2 separate regions of the Homo sapiens genome follow, and region 2 is linked to region 1. Evidence: chromatin contacts called from ENCODE Hi-C or POLR2A ChIA-PET data. All regions are on one chromosome and are shown on one strand. Each heading gives the region's core, a stretch centred on a gene start or an enhancer-like site at or near the end of the contact. The rest is flanking DNA. Distances are from core to core; before and after follow the strand shown.

What was found. Hi-C counts contacts between places; a loop is a spot of excess contacts on that map. ChIA-PET counts read pairs that join two places held with the same protein, here RNA polymerase II (POLR2A). Pooled maps may share reads with other maps.
Region 2: a map of CD14-positive monocyte shows a loop between it and region 1 (3-fold over the local background). The contact joins two enhancer-like sites. A Hi-C loop is called at or near these places in 17 of 168 maps with a recorded cell type or tissue (CD14-positive monocyte, CD4-positive, alpha-beta memory T cell, GM12878 and 11 more), 13 of 37 single-sample maps with no recorded cell type and 26 of 50 pooled maps. POLR2A ChIA-PET finds 5 or more read pairs at or near these places in 9 of 52 experiments (Caco-2, GM12878, HepG2 and 5 more).

The regions. Positions count from the first base shown.
Region 1 is chr6:11,363,666-11,368,185 of GRCh38, forward strand. It overlaps a transcript of NEDD9 not described here. Among named protein-coding and RNA genes, the nearest start is that of NEDD9, 130 kb to the left of the region's middle. RefSeq lists a silencer at 1,451-1,745. Within about 2 kb of position 2,144, at least 18 of the 41 ENCODE cell types and tissues checked have a DNase peak (open chromatin) inside an H3K27ac peak, as active enhancers do; they include CD14-positive monocyte, where a contact is called at or near this core.
Region 2 is chr6:11,412,015-11,416,534 of GRCh38, forward strand. No RefSeq gene overlaps it. Among named protein-coding and RNA genes, the nearest start is that of TMEM170B, 120 kb to the right of the region's middle. Within about 2 kb of position 1,882, at least 3 of the 41 ENCODE cell types and tissues checked have a DNase peak (open chromatin) inside an H3K27ac peak, as active enhancers do; they include CD14-positive monocyte, where a contact is called at or near this core.

The DNA.
Region 1 (4,520 bases), core at 894-3,393:
ACATCCCCAGTTACGGTTTGAAGAAGGATGCTACTTTGCTCATGTTAGGGTGATGTGAATAGATGCATGAACCTTTTTTGGGGATATGTGAATTCAGATTCCAGTTTGTTCCATTTTGACTGTGTAGTCATTCTAAACCTGAGTATTTTTTTTTCTGCATAATAGTAAGGGCTAAAAAAATCTGTAGGGCTTCCCACAAATTAGGCACTGTTGTAAGCAACAGATATATATATTACCTTATGTAATCTCACAACAATCAAAAGGTAGCAAGCAGTAAAGAGTTCACATAGCAGGTCTGAGACTGCTGTCTCAATCCTGCTTGCAAGGCTGGCCCTTGGCTGGCATCTGGGAACATGTGAGGGGTTCCTGCTGGTCCGTGATATGAGTGGCTCACTGTGACTTAACTGTGTGTGCAAACAACATGGTTTATGCTGAACACCTGCTTTCCTTCTGGGAGTCTGGAATTTGTGTACATGCCAGACAGAGGGTGTCTAAGTGACCAGCTCCAAATCAAAACTCTGGCACTAAGTATCTACTGAGCTTCCCTAGTAGACAACATTTCATACCTGTCATAACTCGTTGCTGGAGGAGTTAAGTATGTCCTGTGTGACTCCCCTAGGAGAGGACTCTTGGTAGCTCATGTCTGGTTTCTTCTGTTGCTTTCCCCTTTGCTGATTCTGATTTGTCTTTGAGGTAATAGAACTTAGCTGTGGGCATGTCTCTATGATGAATCCTGTGGGTCCTCCTAATGAGTCATTGAACCTGGGGGTGGCCTTGGGAATTCCCCCCAAAGGTGTGTGACATTATAATTATCTCCATTTTAAGGTGAGGAAGCTGATTCATGGAGAGGTTAAGTAACTATACCAAGGCCACACAGCAGGTACATGGCACAACTAGGATTTGAACCCAGGCAAGCTGACTCCACAGCTTTTGCTTGTAACCCTTAAGGAGGCTCCAAAGTTCCCTCATTAAGTGGTTGTGAATCAAAGCAGGTGTGTTCACTCAGTACATATTAAGTGCTCAATAAAACATAGTTACTCTACTGTATTAGGATGTAATCTCCCGTCCCTTCTACCTACTAACTAGAAATCTATCATGCATTTTTCGCCATCCCACTAACAAGCAGAAAGTCCCTGAGGCTGAAATATCTTTGAAGAAGAGGGAGAGAAATAGAATGGATGTCATGCTATTTTTTTAAACAATAATAACTATTATGGTACAGTTCCTTTATAAGCCAAATGGAGCCTCTGCATTTCCTCTCCTCTTTCCTTACCTGATCCCTGGCCTCTCTCACCCTGGCACCGGGGTAAGAGCGGTGAGGGTCAGTGTAGCAGGCTGGGCATTCAGAAAAACTGACTGGAGCAAGAGTTGGAGGTGGGTGGGCAGATTTAGGGGAGCTCTTCTCATGATGGCGACTATGTTTTCTGCCACTCACCCCCCAGATGGGAACACGCTGTCTGACAAACAGAGTACTTAATGTTCTGTTTGTTGAAATCATTTCTCAATCACCCTCACCCCTCCCTACCTTTCAAGTGTTCTAGTTAATGCAGAAACATCCCGTTTCTTTCCATTGAGGAAACCAAGTGACCCCAACATTCCATAGACCTATTCTTGTCCTACTTTCAAAAAAAAACAGCTCTTCCTGCTGACCGCCTGCCTATAATAAGTCATAGCTTAGTTAGTAGATCTGAATGTCCTAGTTAGAGATAAGTTGGCTGAAGCACAGTACATCTACGTGTAGAATTTGGAGGAAAGGACTGAAGAAAGATACCGTGATTTAAAAACCTCATCTTCACCCTACACTCCTTGAAATAAGTAGAGAAGCAAAGCTTCTTATGTATAGTAAGAAATATAGATTAAAAGGTGAATAGCAGAAGAGTGGTGGCTTGGAGTTACATTAATTGAAATCAACAAGACCAAATCCTTCCCTGCAAGCACATTTTGATGAGGTAAAACTGGAAGGAGTCCATGGATATTCAGTACTTAAAAAAAAGGCTTGATCATAACAAATGCCAAGAAAAAGAAGAAAGAAAATAAAATGGGGCCGGGCGCAGTGGCTCACGCCTGTAATCCCAGCACTTTGGGAGGCCGAGGTGGGCGGATCACTTTGAGCTCAGGAATTCAAGACTAGCCTGGCCAACATGGTGAAACCCTGTCTCTACTAAAAATACAAAAATTAGGTGGATGTGATGGCATGCATCTGTAGACCCAACTACTCGGGGGGCTGAGGCTGGAGAATCACTTGAGCCCAGGAGGCAGAGGTTGCCGTGAGCCGAGATTGTGCTACTGCACTCCAGCCTGAGTGACAGAGCAAGAGACACAGTCAAAAAAAGAAAGAGGCTGGGCGTGGTGGCTCACACCTGTAATCCCAGCACTTTGGGAGGCCAAGGTGGGCAGATCATGAGGTCAGGAGTTTGAGACCAGCCTGACCAACAAGGTGAAACCCAGTCTCTATTAAAACTACAAAAAGTAACCGGGTGTGGTGGCATGTGCCTGTAACCCCAGCTACTCAGCAGGCTGAAGCAGGAGAATCACTTGAACCTGGGAGGCAGAGGTTGCAGTGAGCCGAGATTGTGCGTGGGTGACAGAGTGAGAGTCTGAGAAAGAAGGAAGGAAGGAAGGAAGGAAGGAAAGAAAGAAAGAAAGAGAAAGAAAGAAAGGAGAAAGACAGAGAGAAAGAAAGAAAGAAATGAAGAAAGAAAGAAAGGGGGAGCAAGACAGAGAGAGAGAGAAATAAAAGAAGAAAGAAAAAAGAAAAAGAAAGGAAGAAAGAAAGAAAAAAGAAAGAAAGAGAGAAAGGAAAAGAAAGAAGAAAGAAAAGGGATTTAGGATGAAAAACTGGTAGTACCAAAGGGTCACTTCATACTTACAGTAGATTTTCTCATGGGATAGCCATTAGAGGTTGGCACTTTAAAAGCAATGTATGAGAGGTGGAAACCAAAACAGAAACTGCCTATCTTGAAGTAAGATGCATTTTAGTCTGATGAAAACCAGCGTCTTCACACCAACAACGTGTGCTGAAAGGATGCACAGCAAGGAGTTGCCTCGTCATTGAATGAGCTCTAAGCAAATGACTTAGGGGACCCAGGCTTCAGTCCTAGCTGTGTCATCTGATCAGTTGCCCAACTTCATGTGAGTTACGTCATCTTTCCCACCGTGATCTCCTCAGTTTCACTATCTGTAGAGTGGGAGATACAATAAACATGCCCCAGGACCACTGTGAAAGTGAAATAATATGAGTCAATGTGCTGTGTTAATTGTAAAATAATATCTAAATCTTGGCTGTTAATATTTTGATCCAATGTTGTTACCTAGCACCAAGATTGAAGAGATAAATCAAACATTAAAAAGAAAACCTAGATTAGTTTTTGCTGTACTGAACATTAAGAAAGGAGGGTTACCTCGAGAGGAGAACCGTATAAAGCTCAATTAAAATGGAAAGGGCACTGCAGTGGACTCTATGATTGGTCAAAATATTAGGCTTTCTTCATTAATCCTTCCTCCTTGGTTTGTCTGGTTAAAATCACACACAGTGGTCTGAAAGTGCAGTGGGCATCAATTAAGATTTAGGTCAGAGCCTCTGAGGTAGCCAGTGATTTAGTTTCTGGGATTAAGGAAGACAAAAGCTTACCGATGGCTGGATGAGAATAACATTCCTTTCTATTGTGATCATCCTACATCAAGGAAATGTTTGAAATTTAGGGAGTCTGTTAAAGTTATTATATGGCCGAGCTTTTGAAAAACACAGCAGCACAAATGTGTTTTATCAGTCTTTACTGTTGGTAAGAATCCTGGAGAAAGGAAATTTGATCAGTCTCCCAATGCAGTTTACTCCAAAATGGATCACTAGTCTAGAGGACCAACTGCATCTATCAGAGTCAGATCTATCTGCCAAGACTCCCCACTTCCCTCACCATCATTCACACATCCTGTGCTTTCTTTGCAAATGATACAGACTGTCATTAGGTTTAGAGTAAGCTGCAATTAGCAAGTCTCTCAACTTCTCTTACAAGGAACTTATTTTTAGTGGAAAGTTTTGTAATGGTTCCTGTCTAATGTTTAACTCTTCCCTGGAGACCAAACTCCCTAGCTCAATCATTGACAGCAGGATTCCAGGAGTGAATGGCATCCCTTTGAACCAACTAGTGACTGTAATTGCTTAAACCTAGCTACTAGCCATTTCGGCACCTTCTACACAGCACCCCTTGCAAATAAGTCCGGCAGAGCTATGGAATTTTGGCCTTTTTGTCTGAACTCTCGGGATTGTATGAGACTGGACCTTGGTTCTTAAAAGGGCTCTTCAGTGTGGTCAGGGCTGGTGATCAAAAGCATCAGTCTCAGCACCTAGTCACATGTGTTTTTCGTGTTTTCGTGGATGAGGCTGGTTCTGTGCTTGCCAAGGTCAAGCAACTCAATTACCCAGGGCCTGCTTGGAAGCTACTGTGCGCAGTCTGGCCCTCAGTGGCTTCTCCCCTTGCCCTTGGGCCCTGATGGCTGTTTGCAAGCTGGGAAGAAGACAC
Region 2 (4,520 bases), core at 632-3,131, 48 kb after region 1:
AGAAACTTAAGTTCTTTCCACCATTCATTTTGTTTTTTGGTTGTCCCCATTTTTAACTCATGAGGTCACTCTGTGTTTCATCAGATTTCCTACACTGCAGCCTTCTGCTATTTTTCTACTAGAACAGCCGAGGACTAACACTTTATATGGCATTGCAAGGGAAGAAGGATTAAGCCATTGGTAGTTGCAGAGATCTGACTTGGTGATAAGAGATCTGCCAGTGATTAGAGACCCCACCTAGTTGGTCTTAAAATGGAATTAGTCCAGATGGTGCCAATGGGAATTAAGGGACTGCATGGTCCCAGAGCAAACACAATACCTGTCTTTTGGATGCTCTTAATCTCAGGGGCAAAGGAGGGAAATGGGGCTTTCAGAGGCTGAGCCACACATTCCCCCGTGATTATAGTGGTAAATACTTGTGATTTAAAGTGACTGTTTATCAGATACTAGAAATGTCTTTTAAATCCTTAAAGGAGTATAAAGGTCTGTTTGAGAGTCACGTGTTATGGAAATTAACAGGAGTTTTAAAGTCATTTATACATATTTCTGAGACTGCATCTACAAAGGTTTTCAATAATCTTCATTAAATATATATCTTTGGGACGAAACACAAGATTCATCTAGAAAACATGACTTGCGGATAAATATGTTTTCTTTGTGTACCTTTTTTGCTTACAGAACCTCTTCTATGTATAGCTGGACAAATTTCAGGCGCTATATGCAAATAGGCATACCAAGAGTGCTTACTTCTTTGTTTCCAGTTTCCTAGAATTTGGCATCAGAGTTAAAGTAGATTCTTGGTAAATGTACTGTTTTTAGGTACTAGGAAAATCAGAGGCTGTCTGTACTCACAAGGTTTTTCCCCTTAAATTTGTCCTTATCAACTTGTCTGATGACAGGAGGGGCATGGTGGCTCATGCCTGTAATCCCAGCATTTTGGGAGGCTGAAAAGGGAGGATTACTTGAGTCCAGGAGTTTGAGAACAGCCTGGGCATCATAGCAAGACTCTATTCTACCAAAAAATAATTTTTAAAAATTGTCTGATAACAGATCAATGTCCAGTCTTCAGCTTTAAGCTCAAATCTTTGGTGAAATGCACATAATCTGACTGAAATATTTTTTTGTATTGTTATTCATTATACTTTAATGTAAATGAACATTCTCAGAGACTTTGACAAGGAGTGGAGAGGAAAGCTCAGGGGACTGAGTTGCTGTGGGTGATAATGAGGAAAGCATCTCTGAGAGTGAAAATGAATACATCCTGACAGCTTAGTTCAACAGTTATTCATGGGGTGGCCTTGCTCTCGTTCATGAAACTAGTGCATTTCCTTCAAAGGGGAGGAGCTTCCAAACTTTAACATGCTATGTGTGCAAATAGGAATGGAATATATAGTGTCATGGAATCTAAGTCCAGCTGCCATTTTTGGAGGCTCCCTCTTGTGGGCATGCACCCATCTATGTCAATGTGGGCAAATCAAACTTGCCGCCATTAAGAAGTCTTAGACGCGTGCATATAATGCACGTTCTTCATGGTCAACTTTCTTACTGCTGGATGACAGAATTGACTTTTGAGGCTGAATGATGCCAAAATTTCTTGTCACATTACAGAGTTTGCATGTAGTTTTCCTTTCTTTCGATATCTTTGGTTTTGGTGTCAGGTAATACTGGTCTTATAGAAGAAAGCCTCTCATCTTTTATTTTTTGGAAAAGTTTACGAAGGGTTGGCATTCTTCTTTAAATGTTTGGTAGAATTCACCAGTGAAGCCACTTGCACCTGGGCTTTTCATTGTGAAAAGTTTTTGTTGTTGTTGTTAATTTTTATTACTATATGTGTAAGGAAAAAGAAAGATTAGTGGTTGCCTAGTGACCTCTAGGTAGTGACTAATTGCCTAGTGATTTCTAGGAGAAGCTCAGGGTTTCTTTTTGGGGTGATGAACATATTCTATAATTAGATTGTGGTAAGGTTGTGTAATTATGTGAATATACTAAAAATCACTGAATTGTTCACTTTAAATGAGCGAACTAGTATGTGAATTATATTTTTGTGAAGTCATTTAAAAAACAGGTATTGATTCTTTTCATCCTCTCTACTGCTTCTCTTGTTTCTATATTATTAATTTCTGCTTTCTTAAAACTTCTTTAGATTGCTCTTTCTTAAACTTAATTATATTTACTTTATTAATTAATTTAATTAAAATTACATGTTTACCTTTAAGAAGCACTTACAGCTAACATTTTTATAGGTAGTACTTTTATTCTGTTGTAAATATTTTTTAATTCTGTCATAAATGTCTATGTCCCTAAAATCATAGGCTTAAAATACGTAGGTATTTGAATATTTTGCAACATTTACTGTGATTTCCCTTTTTGTCCTCATGAGTTACCTAAGAAGACATGTCAAAAGTTTTCCAGATATGTTTGTGTTTCCTATCTCTTAGTGAATTTCAATTTTTGTTACCATGTGTACTTATCTTTACTCTTACTAATGCATTATGTCTGAAATTCTATTTTGTCTAATACTGATATTGTTACACAAAATTTCTTTGCTTATGTTAAAATAAAAACTTTAGACTAATTAAATTTGGCAGACTTTATTTGAGCAAAGAAAGATTCATGAATCAGGAAGCATTCAAGCCAGAAGGGGTTCAGAGAGCTCTGCCTAGCAATGCAAGCAGCAAGCTTTTACAGGCTGAACACAGAAGCAAAGTAGAGAAATCACCTGATTGGTTACAGGTAAACTTCAACTTTATTTGAACCTGGTGTGATGTGGCACTTTCCTGTTTGGGCATGGCATAATGAGTTGGCTGCCTGTGATTGGCTGAAACTCAGCTATTTGTTGAACTCCTAAATTAAGTTTCAGTTTGTTTACGCACTAAGTTAGGTTGCAGTTTGTTATGTAGGAATTCAAAGAATCAACACAGCCTCAGGCTAATGGCCTTCTACTTATTTAACAATTATTAATTGCAAGTTTTCACTTTTCCCATTACTTTCAATCTTTCTGTCTGATTGTGCTGGAGATTTTTAGTGTTTCTTATAGACATCAACTAGCTAGCTTACAAAGCTCTATCTGTTAGTTTCTGTCATTTATCAGATGCATTTAATTCATTTTCACTGTCATAATCACTGATATATTTGCATTTATTTCTACTACCCTATTTTCCTTTTACTATCCATTTTTATTGGATTTAAAAAATGTATTTCCATGCCTTCTTTTGGATAAAGCTGTTTTTTAATAATATCCTTCATGAATATTACCCCCCACTGTTGGCTTGGAAGCATTTCTATCATTTTAAGGTATTTCAATTACCATCTCTAATCTTCAACTATAATATTTTTCCTAACATCTAAATTTATTGAGAAAATTCCTGAATGTTACAAAACCCCTGGGTATATTTAACTACCTATTAAATAACTACCTCCTAGAGATTTTAAAGATTTCCCAAAATTGCTAAACTAGCTTTTAAAATTGTCAACATTAAATTAATAAACCGACAATTTGTTAATATTGTGTTTACCACTCTTTCTTGTATCCTATGTGCCTTCCCTCTGGGTCGACTTTTCTTTTTGCTTAAATATATCCTTTAATATTTGTGCTCATGAGCATCAATTAATGGTAAACTCTCTAGGCTCTTTAAGAGTCTAAAGGTCTAAAGTTGCCTTTGTCTTTTTTTTTTTTTTTTTTTTTTGAGATGGAGTCTCACTCTGTTGCCCAGGCTGGAGTGCACTGCTGTGGTCTCGGTTCACTGCAACCTCTGCCTCCCAAGTTCAAGCGATGCTCCTGCCTCAGCCTCCTGCGTAGATGGGACTACAGGCACGTGCCACCACCCCCAGCTCATTTTTTGTATTTTTAGTAGACACAGGTTTCCTCCGTATTAGCCAGTACGGTCTCAATCTCCCAACCTTATGATCCACCCCACCTCAGCATCCCAAACTGATGGGATTACAGGTGTGAGCCACCCCACCTGGCCTATTTCTTCTCATTTTTTAAATCATAGTTGGGGAATAAAACTTTAGTCTGAGTTAATTTTACTGAACATTTTGAGCATGATTCTTTCCTGAAATCCTCTGGTGACTGAAATCAGTGGGTTCTTGGTCTCCCTAACTTAAAGGGTAAAGCCGCAAACCCTTGCAGTGAGTGTTACAGTTCTTAAAGGTTGTGGGTCTGGAGTTTGTTCCTTCAGCTGTTCAGACAGGTTCAGGGTTTTTTCCTTCTGGTGGGTTCGTGGTCTTGCTGGCTTCAAGAGTTAAACTGCATACCTTCCTGATGAGTGTTATAGCTCTTAAGGTGATGTGTCTGGAGTTGTTCATTACCCTTTCACGGTCTTGCTGGCTTCAAGAGTGAAACTACAGACCTTTGCAGTGACTGTTACAGCTCACAAGAGCAGTGCAATGCTGACCCAAAGAATCAACAACATCAAGATTTATTTTAAAGAACCAAAAAACAAAGCTTACACAGAGTACAAGCACACCCAACCAAATTGCCACTGCCGGGCTGGAGCAGCCTGCTTTTATTCCCTTCT